Regions from separate parts of the Homo sapiens genome. Here region 2 is linked to region 1. A link is a loop called in an ENCODE intact Hi-C map of the cell type or tissue named here. Cell type or tissue: upper lobe of right lung. All regions are shown on one strand. Each heading gives the region's core, and the rest is flanking DNA. Links, peaks and the distances in the headings are about the cores only.

What was found. Hi-C counts contacts between places; a loop is a spot of excess contacts. Peaks named below come from ENCODE experiments on the same cell type or tissue, not always from the same donor. Only the 100,000 strongest peaks of a DNase experiment are listed, where the experiment ranks them.
Region 2: a loop joins it to region 1, with 2.8 times the contacts of the local background. A loop is called at or near these places in 101 of 110 quality-filtered maps.

What each region holds. Positions count from the first base shown.
Region 1 is chr17:1,360,442-1,372,359 of GRCh38, reverse strand. YWHAE (tyrosine 3-monooxygenase/tryptophan 5-monooxygenase activation protein epsilon) reads left to right here. Exons shown (of 6, transcript NM_006761.5): 2 at 7,302-7,501; 3 at 10,352-10,458; 4 at 11,062-11,268. Among named protein-coding and RNA genes, the nearest start is that of YWHAE, 34 kb to the left of the region's middle. In upper lobe of right lung, for the core only: a CTCF peak has its summit at 6,756 (motif pointing left); no DNase peak of the experiment used is centred there; H3K27ac peaks cover 2,420 bases.
Region 2 is chr17:1,499,768-1,511,685 of GRCh38, reverse strand. It overlaps INPP5K (inositol polyphosphate-5-phosphatase K), which reads left to right. Exons shown (of 12, transcript NM_016532.4): 4 at 1,887-2,003; 5 at 2,333-2,508; 6 at 3,460-3,571; 7 at 4,597-4,706. Among named protein-coding and RNA genes, the nearest start is that of INPP5K, 11 kb to the left of the region's middle. In upper lobe of right lung, for the core only: no CTCF peak of the experiment used is centred there; no DNase peak of the experiment used is centred there.

The sequences.
Region 1 (11,918 bases), core at 2,302-10,301:
TTCTTGCTGACAGAAAGTTTTGGTGGTCTGAATAGAAGATCAAACCTGCCATACTATTCCCTTAAGCCAAAGCCTAATTCAGACCAACCCTCTAACTCTCTTCAAATTTAAGAAAGCTGAGAGAGGTGAGAAAGCTACAGATAGAAAGCTGGAACCTAGCAGAGGTTGGTTAGTAAGGTTTAAGGAAAGATGCCATCTCCATTACTTAAAAAGTACAAGGTCGGCTGAGCGCGGTGGCTCACGCCTGTAATCCCAGCGCTTTGGGGGGCCGAGGCGGACGGATCACGAGGTCAGGAGTTTGAGACCAGCCTGGCCAACATGGTGAAACCCTGCCTGTACTAAAAATACAAAAAATTAGCTGGGCGTGGTGGCAGACGCCTGTAATCCCAGCTACTCGGGAAGTTGAGGCAGGAGAATCGCTTCAGCCCAGGAGACGGAGGTTGCAGTGAGCTGAGACGTTGTGACAGCACTCCAGCCTGAGCGACAAAGTGAAATTCTGTCTCAAAAAAAAAAAAAAAAAGTACAGGGTCAAGTAGCATGTGCTGATGTAGATGCTGCAGCAAATTATCCAGATTTAGCTAACATTATTGATGGTGACCACACCACTTAGATTTTCAGCGTAGACAAAACAGCCTTGTGTTAGAAGAAAATGCTGTCTAGGACTTCACTTAACTAGAGAGAAGTCAGTGTGTCTAGCTCCATAGGACAGGCTGATGCAGCTTCTTAGGGACTAATGCAGCTGGTGAATTTAAATTGAAACCAGTGCTCATTGACTGTTTGAAAAATTTGAGGCCTCTTTAAGAATCATGCTAAATTTACTCTGCCTGGTTTATAAATGGAACAGCAAAGCCTGTAAGACAGCACTTATGTTTACAGCATGGTTTTCTGAATATCTTAAGCCCACTGTTGAAGCTTGGTACTCAGAAAAAAAAAAAATTCCCTTCAATGTATTACTGCACATTGAAAATGCACCGAGGTTGGGTGCAGTGGTGCACATTTGTAATTTCAGCACTTTGGGAGGCCGAGATGGGTGGGTCACATGAGCACAAGAGTTCAAGACCAGCCTGAGGAACATGGCAAAACCCTGTCTTTACAAAAAAATAATAAAAATTAGCTGGGCGTAATGGCGTACACCTGTAGTCCCAGCTACTCAGGAGGCTGAGGTTGGAGGATCGCTTGAGCTGGGGAGGTTGAGGCTGTAGTGAACTGAGATGGTGCCACTGTATCATCTTGGGTGACAGAGTGTGACTCTGTTTCAAAACACACACACACTACCACACACTCACACACAGTACTTGGTCACCCTGGAGCTCTGATGTAGTTGTGTAAGGAGAGCAATGTTTTTTGATTTTTTATTTTTTGAGAAGGAGTCTCGCTGTGTCGCCCAGGCTGGAGTGCAGTGGCACTATCTCAGCTCACTGCAGCTCCGCCTCCCGGGTTCACACCATTCTCCTGCCTCAGCCTCCTGAGTAGCTGGGACTACAGGCGCCCGCCACCATGCCCGGCTGATTTTTTTTTGCACTTTTAGTAGAGACGAGGTTTTCACCTTGTTAGCCAGGATGGTCTCCATCTCCTGACCTCGTGATCTGCCCACCTCGGCCTCCCAAAGTGCTGGGATTACTAGGCGTGAGCCACCGCTCCCAGCCTGCAATGTTGTTTTTATGCCTGTTAACACAGCAGGTAGGCAGATCACCTGAGGTCAGGAGTTTAAGACCAGCCTCACCAACATGCTGAAACCCCGTCTCTACTAAAAATAGAAAAGTTAGCCGGGCGTGGTGGCGCCCACTTGTAGTCTCAGCTACTTGGGAGGCTGAGGCAGGAGAATTGCTTGAACCCTGGAGGCAGAGGCTGCAGTGAGCCGAGATTGTGCCACTGCCTGGGCTACAGAGCAAGACACTGTCTCAAAAACAAAAAACAAAAAGTTGTTCTGGCCAGTCGCGGTGGCTCACGCCTGTAATCCCAGCACTTTGGGAGGCCAAGGCGGGCGGATCACAAGGTCAGGAGATCGAGACCGTCCTGGCTAACATGGTGAAACCCCGCCTCTACTAAAAATACACACAAAAAAATTCACTGGGCATGGTGACGGGCGCCTGTGGTCCCAGCTACTCGGGAGGCTGAGGCAGGAGAATGGCGTGAACCTGGGAGGCGGAGCTTGCAGTGAGCCGAGATCACGCCCAGGCACTCCAGCCTGGTGACAGAGCGAGACTCCGTCTCAAAAAAAAAAAAAAAAAAAAAAAAAAGTTTTTCTGTGGGTAAATGCTGTCCAACAGCGTCAGATGCTACAGAGAAATCATGCAGGAAAGGAAAAGCCCATCAACATGGCAGACTTCATTGTCTTGCCACGGCCACTCCAGCCTTCAGCAGCCATCACCCTAAGCAGTCAGTAGCCATCAACATCAAGGCAAAAACCTTCCAACAGCAAAATATTATCACTTGCTGAAGGCTCAGATGAGCATTAGCATTTATTAGCAATAAGGTGTTTTTAAATTATGTACAGTTTAGACATAATGCTGTTGTACACTTAATAGATTACAGTGTAGTTTAAACATAACTTTTCTATGCACTGGGAAACACAAAAATTCATGTGACTTGCTTTATTGCAATATTTTTTTTTGCAGTGCTCTGGAACTGAACCCGCAGTATCTTCCAAGGTATGCCCGCACCTGAAATGTGCATAAGAGACAAGTGTGTAGAGGCGGAAAATAGATTGGTGGTTGACCGGGCTGGGGTTCGGGTACATGGGAATTGATGGTTAATGGGTTTGGGGCTTTTCTTTTTGAAGTGATGAAAATCTAAAATTATGATGATTGCAGAATTCTGTGAATATACTAAAAACCATTGAATGGTACAGTTTATTTATTTTTTGGAGACGGAGTCTCTCTCTGTTACCCAGGCTGTAGTGCAGTGGAGCCATCTCGGGTCACTGCAACCTCCGCCTCCCGGGTTCAAGCAAATCTCTTGCTTCAGCCTCCTGGTTAGCTGGGACTACAGGCGCCTGCCACCATGCCCAGCTAATTTTTGTATTTTTAGTAGAGACGGGGTTTTACTATGTTGGCCAGGCTGTTCTTGATCTCCTGACCTCATGATCCACCCACCTCGGCCTCCCAAGGTTTACAGGGGTGAGCCCCTGCTCCCGGCCGAATAGTACACTTTAAATGGGTGAATTGTTAGGTAGGGGAATTATATATAAATAAAGGTATTATTAAAGGGATAATTGTTGCTTCTATAATTTTACCACACAGTCTGTGCATTGTTTTGTGTATATGTAAAAATGAAAGCATTTATGCTTGAATCTGGAACAGTAGAGTATCACTGAGTGTTACAAATATATTTCTCTTTGCATTATAAAAATACTAAGTCTTCGTTGTTGAAAATTTGTAAAGCACAGAAATTTGAACAAAATTAAATCATAAGGAATGATATTCGAGATATGTAACTTAAATTTTTGGTAGTATTTGATGTCTGCATAGTTTTTCTGTATGTAATATTGTAAAGCCTTAAAAGAATTAATGGCACTGTTTTTGTGTAGCTGGGTTACTTAAGATTTACTTTGCGATCAGTTTAGAAAGTTTAATTACAGGCTTACCTCTGAGTTATGTTTGACTTGCTGATTTTTGAGAATTAAACTAGTATGGAGGTACGATTACCTATTCCACTGCTTCTAAATTTAGACTGTTTCGTGACTGGTTTAGAAAACAAAATTGGGCATGTTTTAGATGAATGCTTTCAGACTCCTACAAATGAATTAATGAGTGGTCTTATTACCATATTGTAATACTTTTTTTTTTTTTTTTTTGAGACAGAGTCTCACTCTGTCGCCTAGGCTGGAGTGCAATGGCGCGATCTCAGCTCAGTGCAACCCCTGTCTCCGGGGTTCAAGCGATTCCCCTGCCTCAGCCTCCCGAGTAGCTGGCACTATAGATGCCTGCCACCATGCCTGGCTAATTTTTGTATTTTTCTTTTTCTTTTTTTTTCCTTTTTTTGAGATGGAGTTTCGCTCTTGTTGCCCAGACTGGAGTACAGTGGCGCGATCTCCACTCAGTGCAACCTCCGCCTCCCGAGTTCAAGCAATTCTCTCGCCTCAGCCTCGAGTAGCTGGGATTACAGGCATGTGCCACCACGTCTGGCAAATTTTTTTGTATTTTTAGTTTCTCCATGCTGGTCAGGCTGGTCTCGATCTCCCGACCTCAGGTGATCTGCCTGCCTCGGCCTCCCAAAGTGTTGGGATTACAGGCGTGAGTCACCGTGCCTGGCCTAATTTTTATATTTTTAGTAGAGACGGGGTGTCACCATGTTGGCCAGGCTGGTCTTGAACTCCTGACCTCAGGTGATCCACCTGCCTCAGCCTCCCAAAGTGCTAAGATGACAGGTGTGAGCCACAGCACCCAACATGTCATCCTTCTTTAATGGTTCAGAATTGCATTTAAAAAATCAGCTTGAGGTGTACAGTTAAACGTGCCACTTTTACATGTACAATTCTGTGACCTGTCCTTTGCACAAAAGCCCCTCAGTTCACCTCTGTACCTTGATAACCATTTGCTTTCTGTCTTTTTAGTTTGTGTTTTTTGCAATTTGATATAAATGGAATGATAAAATCCTTTTAATCTGACTCTTTTCACTTAATATGATGTTTTTCAGATTCTTCCATATTGTTGCTTGTATCAGTTAATTATTTTTCTCCCCTCCCGTCTCCTCTTCTCTTTCTGGACACAGAGTCTCTCGCTTTGTCATCCAAGCTGGAGTACAGCGTTAGGATTATACAAAGTAATTGTGGTTTTTGCTGGCAAAATGCGCAATTACTTTTGTACCAACCTAATAGCTCACTGCAGGCCTGAATTCCTGGGGTCAAGCAGTTCTCTTGCCTTAATCTCCTGAGTAGTTGAGACCGCAGGCACACACCACCACACCCAGCTAATTTTTGTAGAGGCAGAGTCTCACCATGTTGCCCAGGTTGGTCTCAAACTACTGGGCTCAAGTAATCCTCCTGTCTTGGCCTCCCCAAATGCTGGGATTACAGATGTGAGCCACTGTGCATGGACAGTTAATTCTTTATTTTTGAGTGGTATCCCATCTTACATATGTGAACATCAGTGTGCTTATACATTTCCCCTCTGGATGCACATTTGAGGGGTTTCCACTTTTTGGCTATTATGAATAGAGTTGCTGTGAGTGAGTGTGTAAAAGTCTTTGTAAAGATTATTTTTCTTCTGGATGATGCATAGAATTGGGATTGCTGAGTCATATGGTACATGTTTATTAAAACATTGCCGAATATTTTTCGAAGAGACTTTACAAAATATGGCTTAATTTTTTTTATATTCCCGAAAGGATTAATTTTTGAAACATATTTTCCTGGATACATTAGGCACACTCCCCTTAATTTAATAGTGTTTTGGTTTTTGTTTTGTGTTTTTTTTTGAAACGGAGTCTCACTCTGTCACCCAGGCTGGAATGCAGTGGTGCAATCTCAGCTCACTGCAACCTCTGCCTCCCAGGTTCAAGCAGTTCTCCTGCCTCAGCCTTCCTGGTAGCTGGGATTACAAGCGTGCACCACCATGCCCAGCTAATTTTTGTATTTTTAGTAGAGACGGGTTTCACCATGTTGGCCAGGCTGGTCTCGAACTCCTGACCTCAGGCGATCCACCCACCTTGGCCTCCCAAAGTGCTGAGATTACAGGTGTGATCCACCGTGCCCGTCCAATTTAGTAGTGTTTTATGAAGTCACCATCTCTTTCATACCTATTAGTTAAGGTATGCTTATGCTTAGGGTGTTAATGAAAGCTAAGGATGCTTATTTAAATGCAGATTCTTTCTTTTGGTTTTTTTTGAGATGGAGTCTGCTCTGTTGCCCCAGGTGGCATACAGTGGGGCGATCTCAGTTGCAATCTCTGCCTCCTGGGTTCAAGCAATTCTGCTGCCTCAGCTTCCCAAGTAGCTGTAATTACAGGCGCGCACCACCAAACGCAGCTAATTTTTGTATTTTTAGTAGAGACCGTTTCACCACGTTGGCCAGGCTGGCCTTGAATTCGTGACCTCAAATGATCTGCCCACCTTGGCCTCCCACAGTTCTGGGATTATATGCATGAGCCACTACATCCAGCCTATTTTTATTTTTATTTTTATTTTATTTATTCTATTTTTTTTTTTTTGAGGTGGAGTCTCTGTTGCTGGGCTGGAGTGCAGCGGCATGATCTTGGCTCACTGCAATCTCCACCTTCTGGGTTCAAGCGATTCTCCTGTCTCAGTCTCTAGAGTACCTGGGACTACAGGCGTGCATCACCACGCCCAGCTAATTTTTGTATTTTTAGTAGAGACAGTGTTTCACCATGTTGGCCAGGATAGTCTTTATCTCTTGACCTGGTGATGTGCCACCTCGGCCTGCCAAAGTGCTGGGATTTACAGGCATGAGCCACTGTGCCCAGCCTCTGTTTTTATTTTTTAGAGACAGGGTCTCGAACTCCTGAGCTCGAGTGATTCTCCTGCCTCAGCTCTCAAAGTGCTAGGGGTATGAGCCACTTACTCCTGGCCCTAAAATGCAGATTCTTGAGTCTCATCACCAAAGATTGAAACGTGGGTAATGTTGGAGAGCCACATGGTAATATGGCATCAAAAATAAGTTTTTATTAATGTATTTATTCAGTTACTATTTCTTGTGCTGTTTGTGGCGCTTTGCATTCACACGCCGTTGTGTTTCCCTATGCTTGCGGTAGATGCCAAGGCTTTTCTGGGCCCCTTTCTTTGCTCGCCACCTAGTGGTAACAAGTAGGAATCATCAGAAGTTTTACCAATGAAGGAGCTTCATACGAGGAAGGATAGAAAACATCCAAAGTCTGTTGGTGGCCAACCATATACTCCGTATATTTTTGCTGTATGAACAAATTCCCCTTCCTTTTGTATTTTTGGAAATACTATTTATTTGTGAGACAATACATTTTAGAACCTGTAAATTCTTAATCTTTCTCTTAAACTGACAGCTCATTTTTTTTTGCTGGAAAATAGTTAGGTGTGCCTAATTACCTTATTTAATGAGAGGTGCTTTCAGACCACACTAAATTATATTAGATAGTATATGAAGTCTTTCTCACTCCACCTAACTACCTTCTGGAGTCTTTGTATTGGCTCTTAGTTTGGTTTCCTTTACATGTTTTTGGCTTTTTACTCATATTAGTTTTGATGATTATGAAATTATTTTTGTTAAAATGTTTTTTTCGCAGTAGCTTGACAGAAAAAAACTACTTTGAAAGGAATATGTTAAGAAAACTTCAAATTTGTAAGGTCTGACTTTTCCTTTTCCCATACAGAAATGGTGGAGTCAATGAAGAAAGTAGCAGGGATGGATGTGGAGCTGACAGTTGAAGAAAGAAACCTCCTATCTGTTGCATATAAGAATGTGATTGGAGCTAGAAGAGCCTCCTGGAGAATAATCAGCAGCATTGAACAGAAAGAAGAAAACAAGGGAGGAGAAGACAAGCTAAAAATGATTCGGGAATATCGGCAAATGGTGAGATTGTTGTGCCATCATCCCCCCTTATCCACAGTTTGAGTTACCTGTAGGACGGTACACTTAAGATTTTGAGAGAAAAGGAGACTACATTCATATAACTTGTATTACAGTATGTTATAATGTTTCTGATATTGATCTTTGTGCCTGGTTTATAAGTTAAACTTACCCGTGGCTATGCATGAGGACAAAACATAGTCTGTATCAGGTTTGGTATTTTCCATGGTTTCATCACATCCACTGGCAGGTCTCAATGGATCCCTCTTGGATAAGGGGGAACTATTGTATTTTCAAGCAAAATGATGACTGTTTTTTAAAAAAATATGGTGGGTTGGCCAGGCGCGGTGGCTCAGGCCTGTAATCCCAGCACTTTGGGAGGCTGAGGTGGGCGGATCACGAGGTCAGGAGATCGAGACCATCCTGGCTAACATGGTGAAACCCCGTCTCTACTAAAAATACAAAACATTAGCTGGGCGTGGTGGCGGGAGCCTGTGGTCCCAGCTACTCGGGAGGCTGAGGCAGGAGAATGGTGTGAATCCGGGAGGCGGAGCTTGCGGTGAGCCGAGATCGCACTGCTGCACTCCAGCCTGGGTGACAGAGCGCGAGACTCCATCTAAAAAAAAAAAAAAGCACCCAAAAACCAATATATTGGGTTAATTTGTCTGATTCCTCTTTTTTTTTCCCTGAGGATTATTTAATGAAGTTATTTTACTTACTGTGGGTGTATATACATATATAAAATGTTTCTTATTGTAGGTCTTGTTAAAAAAAAGTTGGACAGCCATCACTGTAATGCAGCAGTTTTCAATTAGAGGTGCTTTTGTACTTCAGAGAACGTTTAACAATGTCTAGAAATACTTTTGATTGTCACAACTTCTGGAGGGTGTTCCTAGCATCTAGTGGGGTGGGGACTGGGGTGCTGCTAACCATTCTACTGGGCACAGCACGGGCCCCACAACAAACTGTCGGGAGTGCTGCTGTTGAGTAACCGATTCTAGTAGAAGAGACAGGCACGTAAATACAGGAAAGAACAGGGAAGAGAATTACAGGGCAGGTGGAAAGTGAGGTTGGTTGGGGGAGGGAAGGGTGGGGGAACCACAGTTACTGACTCGCCAGCTGTACTGGGCACTGTCCTGAGTAGAGAAATATTTTTGTTACATGTATTTGTGCAAGGTAGTACATGAAATCTTTAAAATGGCACTGGAAGGGGGAGGTATTATCCCAACTATGAATGCACAAACCAGGGTTTTGGGTGTTTGACATACCTGAGGTCACATAGAAAGTTGTGAGCTGGGGCCTTCCGTGGTGGCTCATGCCTGTAATCCCAGCACTTTGGGAGGCCAAGGCGGGCAGGTACCTGAGGTGAGGAGTTCGAGAGCAGCCTGACCGACATGGTGAAACCCCGTCTCCACTAAAAATACAAAAATTAGCCAGGCATGGTGGCGGGCACCTGTAATCCCAGCTACTCGGGAGGCTGAGACAGGAGAATCGCTTGAACCCAGGAGGTGGAGGTTGCAATGAGCCAACGTCGAGCCACTGCACTCCATCCAGCCTTGGCAACAAGAGGGAAACTCTGAATCAAAGAAAGAAAAAGTAAAAAATAAAGAGTCCAGATGTCCTGATGAGTCCCTAAATAGAAATAATAAGAGAAGAGGAACTGAAAAAGGAAGCCACGGGCCAAGAGTGGAGTGTTGCAATTCAGACTTCTAGTATGGAGCAGCATGGTCATGGGTGTGGACAAGTGAAAGTCTAGGAGTAGAGAGCAAAGAACTCTGTTGAATGGAACATGGCTGCACCATACCTTGGTGTGATCTCAGGTATTGGGTGGGTTTGCTGTAGATACTCAGTGAATCTGGGAGAAGGGTGTAGAGATCTATTGATGACAAAAACTGAGAAATAGAATGTAGATCATCAGCTTGTGAGGAGGAAGAGTTTGGAGTAATAGAGCAGTCATTGAGTATGCAAGGAGCTAGGAGAACTTAGAAGTCTTCCTTCTCCTAGACCAGTCTCTATTGGAAAAGCTGTCAGGGATGTCGTTTATTCAGAAAGTAGTTTTGCTTGGGATAAGGATGTGATTATAGAAGAAAAAGAGAGAATTTTCTGCAGTGAAACGGAGGTTCCAGGGGCACGGAGAGGACCCTCATGAAAGGTTCAGCAGTAGTGCTGCATGAGTTAATAGCAAACAGGAAGCAAGCTGAGGATGTGCGTTGAGAGGTGGTGTGCGTGTTCAGCATGATCAGTGGATAGAGATGGGTGGCAGTAGCTACTTTGGTAGATAGGTTTTCGGTGTTTTAATAGTTACGGATCTCTGCCACTAAAGGAATTGCCTGGTGAATGTTGTTAAGGATGTGAGTGCTGAAGGCAAACTGCCTGGGTTTAAATTTTGATTCTGTCCCTTGCAGCCTGCCTGGGTTCAAATCCTAGCTCTGCTTATTAAATTCTTATTTAATTGTTGATCTTAGAGCAATGTCTTTACGTTGCTACCTTGTGAAAGAAGGTAATTCATGTAATTGACCAGCATTTACCAAGAAGCATCAGTGTTCAGTTTTAGTCATTGGTAATTCTGTAGCTGTACTGTGGTACTGTGAAGGGGGTGTGGGGGCTGGCGTGTGTGCGTGCCTGCATGTGTGTGTGTAACAATAGGCAGCATGCAGAAGGGAAAAGATACTTTTTATAACCTAGAGGCAGCTTTTCTCTGCTTTTGTGTCAAGAAGGAAGAAGGGAGTTTGGAGAGGGATACAAATTCTTTTTAATACTAAGCTCTCTACCTCAAAACCAGAGATAGAATATGTAATAATTTGTAGAATTTCTAGACTTAATCTGATTTAAAAAAAATTTTTTTTTTTTTAGGTTGAGACTGAGCTAAAGTTAATCTGTTGTGACATTCTGGATGTACTGGACAAACACCTCATTCCAGCAGCTAACACTGGCGAGTCCAAGGTTTTCTATTATAAAATGTAGGTTCTATACTAGAAGGGAAAATGTAAGATTGAAAGTTGGTCCTTTTAGAACCATAACTTTGTTCTATGTAGGTTTTCAACTTTTATTTAAGAATAATTGTTCAATGTTAGAAGGATAGTTAATATTGTAATGAAAAGGTGGTTGGGCTATTATGAAAATGTATTAGCTTTTGCTTATTTATATTCTTTTGTTTTTGTGAGACCTATCCCATTCCCCTCCCCCAAACGGCATACATTTCACAGTGCTTAGTGTTATATATAGACATTTTATTTTATGATTAATAAACTGTCATGCCATTCCTTGGAACCACTTGCTTGTTTAATTCTGGTCTATCAGGTGATAATTTTATTAATTTTTAGAGGCTCCTCAGTTAATTTCCTGGGATTTTTGCTTATATTTAGTAATATGAAATGTCTAAGGAAAAAAATGAAACGAAGCCAGTTATTCCTGAGAGTGTTTAAAATTATTGAAGTACACCTAATTGTTACATATATTTTTGTCACATTTTATATAATATAGAACAATTTTAGCTTATTTTCCTTTAAAAATCGTTCCTAGTTTAAATTTTTTTTTTTTTTTTAATTTTGGTTTTGTTTTAGGAAAGGGGACTACCACAGGTATCTGGCAGAATTTGCCACAGGAAACGACAGGAAGGAGGCTGCGGAGAACAGCCTAGTGGCTTATAAAGCTGCTAGTGATATTGCAATGACAGAACTTCCACCAACGCATCCTATTCGCTTAGGTCTTGCTCTCAATTTTTCCGTATTCTACTACGAAATTCTTAATTCCCCTGACCGTGCCTGCAGGTAAGTTGTGGGGAAGAACAGCAGCGCTCAGCGTGAAAGTTAAGGGGGGCGCTGTTTGGGTTTTCCGTGTTGTTTCTTGGGCCTGTCTTTGTAGACTTGGCTGCATAGTAATTCTTTTGGCTCTTACTGAAACTACTTTGGATAGTATTAAAACAGACCTGTCTCAACCCACTAGCATAGCAGTCAGCATAATTATTTTGATGTGGGATATTTTTGTTGCTGGTAGATTGAAATCTAACATGTTAAAATGAGTAGAGGAAGGAAATGAGAGGAATTAGAATTATTTTAATTTTTGTTATATTAGTTTTCAGTCTTTTTTTAAATTTGAGACCATGTCTCACTCTGTCTCCCAGGCTAGAGTGCAGTGGCGCCATCTCAGATCACTGCAGCCTTCACCTCCTGGGTTCAAGTGATTCTCCTGTCTCAGCCTCCTGAGTAACTGGAGTTACAGGGGCCTGCCACCATGCCCAACTAATTTTTTTTGTATTTTTAGTAGAGACGGTGTTTTCACCATTTTGGCTAGGCTGGTCTGGAACTCCTGACCTCAAGTGATCCGCCCGCCTTCGCCTCCCAAAGTGCTGAGATTACAAGCATGAGTCACCACACCCAGCCAGTGTTCTGTTTCTATGGGCATGTTTTTAATAGTTACT
Region 2 (11,918 bases), core at 1,808-9,807, 140 kb before region 1:
TTGGCACGTGTGCTTGGGTGTAGGAGAGAGAAGACTGGGGAGGAAGTAGGCTTGAGGACACACCTGTAGCAACCTCTGGCCCACCTGAAGTTCTGATGCCTCCCTTACCCAGTGCTGGGTTTGAGGTTCCCCCTGCTTCGACTCCGCTATGCCAGGGCTCGTGGCCTGCAGGATCAAGTTTCATAATTCCTGGAAGGCCCCAGTACACGCTCCCCACCCGGGGATTTCCTCCTTGGCCTCCACACTTCATTCTCCGGAAACGGCTCCTCGGGTGCCGGTGGTAGACAGCCTGAACCTGAGAGGGAGAGCTACTGGCTGCGGCCCATTCCCACCCCACCTTTTGCAGCTGCAGATAGTAGGGATCTTGGCAGTCCTAGCCCTTTGATGTTGTTTTACAATACAGGTAGCCCTACTGGTTCCTTAGCCTCCCTAAATCTTAGTTCCTCAACTACAAAACAGGGACGGTGATTCCTTACAGGCTTGGCAGGAGTAAATGAGAGAGGAGGCACTTGAGCAGATGTTAGCTATTCTCCCTAGCCTGTGCACATGTGTCCTTACCCACTGGCATTCCATGGGCGTTGCCTTCATGGACACCCAGCTGCACGCAGTATATAGTTATGGGGTTTGGGGGGAGCATTTTCTTATTTTTTTTTCACTGAGCTATAATGTACACAGAAAAGCATGCAGAAATTCAGTGTACACTTTGATGGGTTTTTGCATATACCCATGTTACCATCAGCCACATCTAGATAAAGAGCAGGCCGAGTACAGTGGCTCATGCCTGTAATCCCAGCACTTTGGGATTATAGAGGCAGGGAGATTGCTTGAACCCAGGAGTTCAAGACCACCCTGGGCAATATGGCAAGACCCTGTCTCTACAAAACAAACAAAAATAGCCGGGCATGTTGGTGCACACCTGTGGTCCTAGCTACTCAGGAGGCTGAGGTGGGAGGATTGCCTGAGCCCAGGATGTCAAGGCTGCAGCGAGCCGTGATTGCACCACTGCACTCCAGCCTGGTAGACAGAGCGAAATCCTGTCTCTAAGTAAAAAGGGAGGAATGGGGGCAGCTGGTGGATAAAGAACATTTCCAAGGAGAGAGGGAGGAAGGGAAGGGGATAAAGAAGAGCATTTCCCAGTATCCTGGAAACCTCTTATGTTCCTTCCTTTTAAGAATGCTTGGCCGGGCGCGGTGGCTCACGCCTACAATCCCAGCACTTTGAGAGGCCAAGGCAGGCAGATCACCTGAGGTCGAGAGTTCAAGACCAGCCTGGCCAACACGGTGAAACCCCATCTCTACTAAAAATACAAGACCTGGTGGTGGGCGCCTGTAATCCCAGCTACTTGGGAAGCTGAGACAGGAGAATCACCTGAACCCAGGAGGTGGAGGTTGCAGTGAGCCGAGACCACGCCATTGCACTCCAGCCTGGGCGACAGAGCGAGACTCCGTCTCAAAAAAAAAAGAATGCTGAAACCAAAAAATAATAGCTTTCAGATAATCCCCACAGCATCTATGAGATGGATTCCTACTTTATCAATGAGAAAATACACTGAGAAACTGCCTCAATGTCAAATACTAAGAATCAGAGCCAGGGTTTGAACCCAGATCTAACTTCAAAGCCAGTATCCTTAGCTTATCTTCTCTTCCCGCCACCCGCACGCCTAGGCGCAGAATCGAAAACCTCAGCCCCCAGAATGTATCATTTGGCAGCTGAGAAGAAGAATGGAAAGGCTTGAAACTCTGAGATTCAAACTGGGATATCGTAGACCCTGGAGCAGGACACTGCATGTAGCTGAGGGCTCTCTAGAGTCCCTAGCACGGAGCTTGGAAGGGATGCACTTGGCCTGTGTGGTTTAATGAGCGACCTTTGCCCTCTCTCTCCTGCAGGTCTCCCATGTCCGTATGCAGGGGATCCTCTTACTGGTCTTTGCCAAGTATCAGCATTTGCCCTATATCCAGATTCTGTCTACTAAATCCACCCCCACTGGCCTGTTTGGGTACTGGGTAAGGACTGAGCTATTGTCTGAGTCGTGAGCTGGGAAGGGCTGGGAACTGTGGAGCTGGGCAAAAGAAAAAGGAAGTGAAAGGAATCTTGGTCCTCTGTCCAGCCCAATGCATGTTTGTTCTTTTGCCTCAGAGTGGGCTTGCTATCCCTGAGGCCAGGCGAGGCGAGCTGGGCTCTGTGCATGGAGAGATCACCCTGGGAAGCTTAGTTACTGTCCCTAGGAGACCCTGCAGGAAGTGAGACTGTCTGCCCTCAGGTCCAGGATGTGGAAAGAGGGGTGTGTCCAACCCGAGTAGCTTCCCACTCTTCTGTTGACCTGTTCTACCAGGGGAACAAAGGTGGAGTCAACATCTGCCTGAAGCTTTATGGCTACTATGTCAGCATCATCAACTGCCACCTGCCTCCCCACATTTCCAACAATTACCAGCGGCTGGAGCACTTTGACCGGATCCTGGAGATGCAGAATTGTGAGGGGCGAGACATCCCAAACATCCTGGACCACGAGTGAGCCTGGGTCTGGCAGACCGTTCCCCGCCCTCTGCCCCACGCTAACCCCCACTAACCCCCACGAGTGAGCCTGGGTCTGCAGACCGCTCCCCGCCCTCTGCCCCACGCTGACCCCCACGAGTGAGCCTGGGTCTGCAGACTGTTCCCCGCCCTCTGCCCCACGCTGACCGCCACGAGTGAGCCTGGGTCTGCAGACTGTTCCCCGCCCTCTGCCCCACGCTGACCCCCACGAGTGAGCCTGGGTCTGCAGACCGTTCCCCGCCCTCTGCCCCACGCTGACCGCCACGAGTGAGCCTGGGTCTGCAGACCGTTCCCCGCCCTCTGCCCCACGCTGACCCCCACGAGTGAGCCTGGGTCTGCAGACTGTTCCCCGCCCTCTGCCCCAGCTGACCGCCACGAGTGAGCCTGGGTCTGCAGACTGTTCCCCGCCCTCTGCCCCACGCTAACCCAAGCCAGCATCCTCTGCTCCATCACGGATCCCCCAGCCAGTGTCGTCAGTGTTCTGGCTCCCACCCTCTCCCTGACCCTTCCCTGGTGCCCATCTGCTGTCTCCCCTTGCTTTGCCTGCCTGGGGTCCCCTTCCTCCAGCCCGTCTGTCTTGCTTAGAAACCCTGAACACTTGGGAACAGGTCAAGGACCTTGTGGCTCCTGAGGTCACCAGGAGGGCTTCTCAGCCTTTCCTCGTGACCAGTTAAGGAGAGGAAGGAAGGGCCACAGCCTGCTCTGTGTTTGCCAGAGCAGGCTCTTTGGTAGGTCTCTCCGGTTTGAATGGTGGTTTAGGAGCCATGAGAACAGTTCCAGAGGACCCACGCGTGCCCTGGCGTCTCACTTGCCCCTCAGGTTTTCTGTGCCCCAGCAGCCCTTGGGTTGAGCAGGCTGAGCCACCTGGTGATCTCCCTTCCCCGACTTCATCACAAATCCTCAGGCTGCCCTCCTTTTTTTCTGAAGCCTCATTATCTGGTTTGGAGACATGAACTTTCGGATCGAGGACTTTGGGTTGCACTTTGTTCGGGAATCCATTAAAAATCGGTGCTACGGTGGCCTGTGGGAGAAGGACCAGGTATCCAGTGAGGGGAGGGTCCCAGGGGGTGATCTGAGCCCACGGTGGGGGCCATGTGAGCTGTGCAGAGTGTTGCTAGATGCCCTCGCTGCTGTTTTCTTTTGCCCAGGTCTGGTGGGGGAGGCTGTCTAGCAGGGCTTCGCATCCAGGGGTGAGGCAGCCACGCCTGATCTTCACATGGAAAAGCCAGGGTAACAGACCCTGGATGTGCTTTAGAATAGAGAGTCAGATACAAAGCATGAAATGAATTATTTAAAAAAGAAGAATAGGGGCCGGGCACGGTGGCTTATGCCTGTAATTCCAGCACTCTGGGAGGCCGAGGTGGGTGGATCACCTGAGGTCGGGGGTTTGAGACCAGCCTGACCAACTTGGAGAAACCTCATCTCTACTAAAAATACAAAAAAAAATTCGCCGGGCGTGGTGGCACGTGCCTGTAATCCCAGCTACTCGGGAGGCTGAGGTAGGGGAATCGCTTGAACCCGGGAGGCAGAGGTTGCAGTGAGCAGAGATAGCGCCATTGCACTCCAGCCTGGGCAACAAAAGCAAAACTCCATCTCAAAAAAAAAAAAAGAAGAAGAATAGGGAACCAGAAGGGCTTTGCACCAGGTACCATCATGCGTCAGCCCATCGTGTCCCTGTCGTCTTTCCCATCCCCAGCCTCGTTTCCCTCTTGGAGGGTGAGGTGCCCCTTTGGAGAACCCTGGCTTCCCCAGGTTCCCCTCTGACACATGTCTGCTAGTGATCTCCCCTAGAGATGGAATTCCAAGTTGGGTCCCTGCAGTCTAAGGACTGGGAAACGGCAGACAGCTGCCTCCCCTGGGCCTTGGTAATGTTTCCGAAAGGATTCGCCTGCTTTCTGGTGGGAGTGGGCTGCTGAGTAGTCACTGGGGCAGTGAGGAATTGGAGTGGCATTGCTTGACTCTTGCCCCATTTGTGACGGCATGTGCTGATCCCTTGAATGGAGTGTGGTACTGGGCCACTGGGTCGAGACTACTGGGAGACGGGGACTATGACTTTGTCTGCAGCTCAGCATTGCCAAGAAACATGACCCGCTGCTCCGGGAGTTCCAGGAGGGCCGCCTACTCTTCCCGCCCACCTACAAGTTTGATAGGAACTCCAACGACTATGACACCAGGTGAGGAGGGAGTGGGGGGCCAGAAGGTCTAGGAAGTCAGGTTACACTGACCCTGCTGGCATGGGAACTGTCTCAGAATAGAAGTGTTAGGGGGGGCAGGAATTGGTCTAGTCATCCCCTCTCCAGAGTGGCACCTCCTGTCCACTTCATGAGGCGCTGACTCGGGGAGCCGTCCCAGATCTCGAGAGAGTGGGAGGAAAGCCAGTGCCAGCAAGGGCAGGAGAGGTGTGTAGGGGGTGGGGGTGTTACAGATAGAACCAGAGGAGAGGGTGGAGCAGCTGCCTCCTGACCTAGGAGGGACTGCACTTCAGCTTCGGGAAACCCCAGACCTTCTGGTCCCCAAACGGGGCAGAAAGCTTGGCCCAGCCAGTTACTGGTATTAAGGACGCCTGCCCCAGCCTGTGAATGGGTCAGGTCTTGTGTGAGAAGGTGAAGTAGTAGGTAGAGAGTTTCATCAGGATCAGTGTAGAGATCATGAGTCTGGTAGTTAGAAGCACGGCTCTGTCTTATTTTAGCCAAAGCGTTTAGGCCTTGATTTTGTCAGCTATAAGGTGTGGATGAGAAGAGCACACACCTCATGAGGCTGAGGACTGAAGGAGGCCGTCACCCAGTAACCATGGGAGAGAACGGCTATTGTGACTTTTCGATTCATGCCGGCTGGGCGCGGTGGCTCACACCTGTAATCCCAGCACTTTGGGAGGGCCGAGGCAGGTGGATCACTGAAGGTCAGGAGTTTGAGACCAGCCTGACCAACATGGTAAAACCCCATCTCTACTAAAAATTCAAAAATTAGCTGGGCATGGTAGCGCGCACCTGTAATCCCAGCTACTCAGGAAGCTGAGGCAGGAGAATTGCTTGAACCCAAGAGGCAGAGGTTGCCGTGAGCCGAGATCTCACCGCTGCACTCCAGCCTGGGTGACAGAGCGAGACTCCGTCTCAAAAAAATAATAATAAAATAAATAGATTCATGTCTTCCCGTGATAGATTTACTAAAAACCTTTCTAAGAAGCTGAGAAGGGGCCAAATAACCACCAAAACCTGAGAAAGAACCACTGGCAACATGTCCCTGACTCATTTTGGGGCAAGGAACCTAATCTCTTTGAAGAAAAGAAGAGCCCCTTACATGTCATGAGGGTCTTTGTTCCAGCGGGAGCAGCTTGTTCATTCCTCCTAGCTGGAGTGTCTCTGTGAGGGAGGCGGGAGGTACCGGCAGGGCAGCCCAGGGCTTTGGGATTTAGCCAGGGAAGAAATATCTCCACAGCCAGACCAAGACAAGAGGTAGAACTCAAGCTTGGTTCTGGAAGTGTTACAGCAAAGCCAAAATATCCTTGTCAAGGAAAGGGGGAAAGAGTGAGCCGATTCAGCAGTGTGGAGCAAGACAGGGTAGGGTCGTGAGCAGGGCCGTCCACAGAAGAGGAGGCAGTGGACGCTGGGGAAGGGACCCGCCCTGGGCAACAGAGCAGGCAGGAAAGGAGGTAAGAGGCCAGGCTGCAGCAGGATGGCCGGCCCAGATCAACAGCTGCAGGGAGACTGCCAGTCTCTGCAGCCATCCATTGGAAACAAGAGTCCTGGTGGGAGCTGTAAGGACAGGGTAGGGCCTTGGGTGGGGAGGGGGTGCTTGAAGCCAGGAGTTCAAGACCTGCCTGGGCAACATAGTTAGACCCCGTCTCTACGAAAATTTAAAAATTAGCTGGGTGTAGTGGCATGTGCCTGTAGTCCCAGCTACTCAGGAAAGCTGAGGCAGGAGGATCACTTGAGCCCAGGAGTTAAAGGCTGCAGTGAGCTGAGATTGACTCACTGCACTCCAGCTGGGCAACCCTGTCTCCAAAAAAAAAAATCCTCTTTAAAAACTTACCAGCAGGAAGAGAGCTGCTGGCAGGCCCTACGGCCAGGCGTCCCCTTCTCCCAGCCCTATGGCAGAGAGACCTCCAGGAGACTGAAGTTTGTTGCAAAAGCTGGATCTGGGCTGGAGTTGGCAGGGTCAGAAAGGGTAGAGAGCTTTGGAGAAGTTCAAGGGCTTCCCCAGGTAGCTCAGCCAGTGAGTGGCAGAGCTGGGGCTGAGACTGATCTCTGAGTCTGTAGCCCACAGTACTTTCCTCAAGCCCATCGTACCTCAGGATTCATGGTCATCCTTGCCAGCAAGAGGAAAAAGGATGGCACGGTGAGGAAGGCAGACTCCCGCTAAGGAGGAGGCACGCACCTATTTCCAAATAACAGCTCATTGTGATTGGCGTGCAGGTGTGCGCCAAGGCTTTGCCTGTATCAGTTCCTACCATGTCCTCGTTAGGTAAACAGTGTTATTATTGCCTGTTTACAAGGAAAGCAACTGAGTCTCAAAGAATATATAAGTAAGGAGTAACAGGCTTCTTCATCGCACGAGGATTGGAACTCATATCTGTGTCTGTAGACTCATGAGCCTTCGGTACTGCTTCCCTTTGGCTGGAGCCCAGGAAATGCAAGACTGTCTGGGCGGGAACAGGGGACATGGTAACTGAAATACTCCTGGCTGGGGCCAGGATCCAGGGGCAGCTGGGAGTTTTGCAGTGAGCAGGGCCTGAGCCCACCTGGGGAACAGATATTCCTGTCTAATGACACTGTTATTTTATCCTTGGAAACCCAGTTGAGACATCACTTCTCCTAGGACGCCTTCCCGGCCCCTCCTCATCTCACTGAGAGTTCCTCTCCTGCCTTGTGCCACCCCCAGCCTTGCGCATGCCATGCTTTCAGTGTTGCTTTTGAGACACAGCGTACCTTTCTTACTGTACTGTGATTGCCCAGAGAGCAGAGACGATCTGATTTAGGACCATCCCTGGGAGTAGCACAGTACCTGGCATATGTTACCAAGCCTGGGAGTTAGTCAATAGAAGGTTTCCAGAACTCCGTGCAGAAGGTTGGAGCAAATGTTAAGGAGGTGAACAGCTAAAGCTAGGAGAGGCCTGTCAGACTTCCTGTCAAGGACAGTATCTTGAAGGAGGCACAGAGTTTCGCAGAAAGCAGAAAGGCGGGCTTTCCAATCAGTCAGCACACTGACGAGAGGAACCTGGAGGGGGCCGGTTTGATGAAGTGACTGTGAGCGTTAGTGTGCTGGGCCAGCCACTACGGTGTCCCTGAGCCAAGATGTAATGAGAAACGAGGCCAGCTCCCTTATAGGGAGGGCAAAAGGGCTGAGGGCAGGGCGGGAATCCTGCTAAAGTCCGGGGTTACACTGGAGTTTTGTTATAGTTGCCACTGTGAGCCCAGACAAAGTGTTTTATTTTTTTCGAGACAGAGTTTTCTTCTTGTCACCCAGGCTGGAGTGCAATGGCATGATCTTGGCTCACTGCAACGTCCGCCTCCTGGGCTCAAGTGATTCTCGCCTGCCTCAGCCTCCTGAATAGCTAGGATTACAGGCACCCGCCACCATGCCTGGCTAATTTTTTGTATTTTTAGTAGAGATGAGGTTTCACCATCAGAGTGAGAACCCTCCCCCTGCAAAATTTTTTTAAAAGGCCTGGTGTGGCCGGGTGCGGTGGCTCACGCCTGAAATCCCAGCACTTTGGGAGGCCAGGCGGGTGGATCACGAGGTCAGGAGATCGAGACCATCCTGGTGAACACGGTGAAACCCCGTCTCTACTAAAAATAAAAAAAAATTAGCCGGGCATGGTGGCGGGCACCTGTAGTCCCAGCTACTCGGGAGGCTGAGGCAGGAGAATGGCGTGAACCCAGGAGGCGGAGGTTGCAGTGAGCCGAGATCACGCCACTGCACTCCAGCCTGAGTGACAGAGCGAGACTTCGTCTCAAAAAAAAAAAAAAAAGGCCAGGCGTGATGGGTCACACCTCTAAACCCAGCAATTTGGGAGGCAGAGACAGGATGATCACTTGAACCCAGGAGCTCAGGTTCAGCCTGGGCAACATGGTGAAACCCCATCTCTACAAAAAAATACAAAAGTTGGCATGGTGGCACATACCCGTAGTCCCAGCTACTCAGGAGACTGGGGTGGGAGCCTTGCTTGAGTCCAGGAGGTTGAGGCTGTAGTGGGCTGTGATCACACCACTGCACTCCAGCCTGGGCAACAGTGAGACCCTGTCTTAAAAAGAAAAAAAAAACAGCTGGGCATGGTGTGTACCCCTGAAGTCCCAGCTCCTCAGGAGGCTGAGGCAGGAGGATCATTTGAGCCTCGGAGTTCAAGGAGGCTGCAGTGAGCTAGGAGGACACCACTGCACTCCAGCCTGCATGACAGCAAGACCCTGTCTCTAAAGAAAAACAAGGTGGAGTGGAGAGAACTTGGTTAATTTGTACACGCTCACTTTGCTTGTTTCTTGGATTTTGCTAAACAGGCTCCTCAAGGACTTTGTCCATCCTATTTCTCATATCCCCAGTTGCGGGGCACATAAGAAGGGCTAAGTAAATCTTGGTATGCCCAGTGATCAGCCTGGCCGTGGCAAGGAAAAGGAAAAAAGGGGGGTGGGGGTGGGCTGAGAGTCCTGAGGAGGAAGGAGAGACAGGCTGTGGTCAGGGCTTGGGGAAGACCCTTACATGACAGCATATATGGGCTCCAAACCATCACAGGGAAGTTAGGGAGGGAGAATGCTTTGAAAGAGAGAACGTGCATTTGTGTGGTTCATTACCAAGTTTGTTTGTTTGTTTGTTTGAGACGGAGTCTCGCTCTGTCGCCCAGGCTGGAGTGCAGTGGCGCGATCTCCACTCACTACAAGCTCTGTCTCCCGGGTTCACGCCATTCTCTTGCCTCAGCCTCCTGAGTAGCTGGGACTACAGGCGCCCGTCACCACGCCTGGCTAATTTTTTGTATTTTTAGTAGAGACGGGGTTTCACCATGTTAGCCAGGATGGTCTCCATGTCCTGACCTCATGATCTGCCCGCCTTGGCCTCCCAAAGTGCTGGGATTACAGGCGTGAGCCACCGTGCCTGGCCCTATGTTTGTTTGTTTTTTTCTTTTTTTTTTTTGAGATGGAGTCTTGCTCTGTTGCCCAGGCTGGAATGCAACAATGCAATCTTGGCTCACTGAAACCTCCGCTTCCCAGGTTCAAGCGATTCTCCTGCCTCAGCCTCCTGAGTAGCTGGGGTTACAGGCACATGCCACCACGCCTGGCAAATTTGTGTGTGTGTGTGTGTGTGTGTGTTTTTAGTAGAGACGGGGTTTCACCATGTTGGCCAGGCTGGTCTTGAACTCCTGACCTTGTGATCCGCCCGCCTCAGCCTCCCACAGTGCTGGGATTACAGGCGTGAGCCACCGTGCCCAGCCCCATTACCAAGTTGTAAGCATTGCTAGGCACCTGCTGTCCAAGGCAGATTCAGGGACGCAGTGTCTGTGGTCTCTGGGATGGGAATACCACATTCCAGTGCCCTCTGAACACTCCTTAGAAGAGTGAAAGATTGGAAATGACCCAAGGAGCCAACAGGCAGACCAGGGTTAGTCAAAGTTACCGCTTCGTGACCACCCCCTTGACGCCCTTTAATTTCATTACTGCTCTTTGAAGTAAGTACTGTTATCACCCCGTCTTAACAGCTGAAGAAACTGAGGCTTAGAGAAATGAAGTCACTTGCCCAGGGGCATACAGCTCTCAATTAACAGGACGGACCCTTCCCCCAACTGGTCTCTGATTCAAAAGTCTGAGCTCACCACTGTAACGCCATTCTCCTCAGTTGCTAGAATACTTACTCTTTTACTGTTGAAGGGACACCAGTACATTGGGAACATTTATTTAAAATAGCAGTTGAATAGGCCAGGCACGGTGGCTCACGCCTATAATCCCAGCACTTTGGGAGGCCGAGGCGGGCGGATCACAAGGTCAGGAGTTCAAGACCAGCCTGGCCAGCATGGTGAAACCCAGTCTCTACTAAAAATACAAAAATTAGCTGGGCATGGTGGCTCAACGCCTATAATCCCAGCTACTTGGGAGGCTGAGGCAGGAGAATCGCTTGAACCCGGGAGGCAGAGGTTGCAGTGAGCTGAGATTGCGCCACTGCACTCCAGCCTGGGCGATAGCGAGACTCCGTCTTAAAAAAAAAAAAAAAAAAAAGCAGTTGAATAAAGAAGGAGACAAAAATAGTGTTTCCAACTGCGAGTATATGGAGCTGTAAACATTAAGATTAGACGGACATTTTTGAGGGACGAGCTTCAGCTTGGGTTTTTAGTAAGTGTACCTGGTTATTGAGTACCTGTGTGCCAGGATCTGTGCTAATGCTGAGGATACACAGGACACTCCAACAGCTAAGTCCTTGCCTTCAGGGCTTACACCTAAGTGACATGCTGAGTGGGAAACAGAAAATTGCAATGTAGTGTAATCGTATAATACTGGTATAAAATGTTTCAGTGGCCGGGCGCGGTGGCTCACGCCTGTAATCCAGCACTTTGGGAGGCCAAGGCGAGCAGATCACGAGGTCAGGAGATCAAGACCATCCTGGCTAATGCGGTGAAACCCCGTCTCTACTAAAAATACAAAAAAGTTAGCCAGGCATGGTGGCAGGCGCCTGTAATCCCAGCTATTCTGGAGGCTGAGGCAGGAGAATTGCATGAACCTGGGAGGCGGAGCTTGCAGTGAGCCGAGATTGCGCCAGTGCACTCCAGCCTGGGCAACAGAGCGAGACTCCGTCTCAAAAAAAAAAAAAAACTTTGGAAGCAAAAAGCTAATGTCTGGGATGGTTTCGGCAAAGGCCTCTCCCTGGTGAAGAAAGGTGTTCCAGGCAGCAAATACTGCAAAAGCAAAGGTCCAGAGGCTTGAGAGAGTCACCAAGGTGGAGTGGGTCTGGGGAAGTGGTGTGAGATGAAGGATGGGGTGGTCAGACTCCTGAGCCCCTTGAAAGCCCTACTTGGGGACTTTAACTTTATTCTGGAGGCAGTGAAGATGCCTTAAAGGTTCTAAAATAGCCGGGTGCCCTGGCACATGCCTGTGGTCCCAGCTGGTCAGGAGGCGGAGGTGGGGGGTTGCTTGAAGCCCAGGCATTTGAAGCTGCAGTGAGTTAGGATTGTGCCACCGCACTCAGCCTGGGCAACACAGCAAGACCCTGTCGATGGATTGATCAATCAATAGGTAGGTAGATAGGATTCAACACAGTGAGACCTGTCGATCGATCAATAGATGAGATAGAGTGTGTGAGACCCTGTCTATAGATTGATTGATTGATTGATCCAATTAGGCTTTATTACTCTGGGTTGATTCAAGAAAGGAGATTGTCCATGAAGGGGGTGGAACCCAGAAACCGCAGCTGTC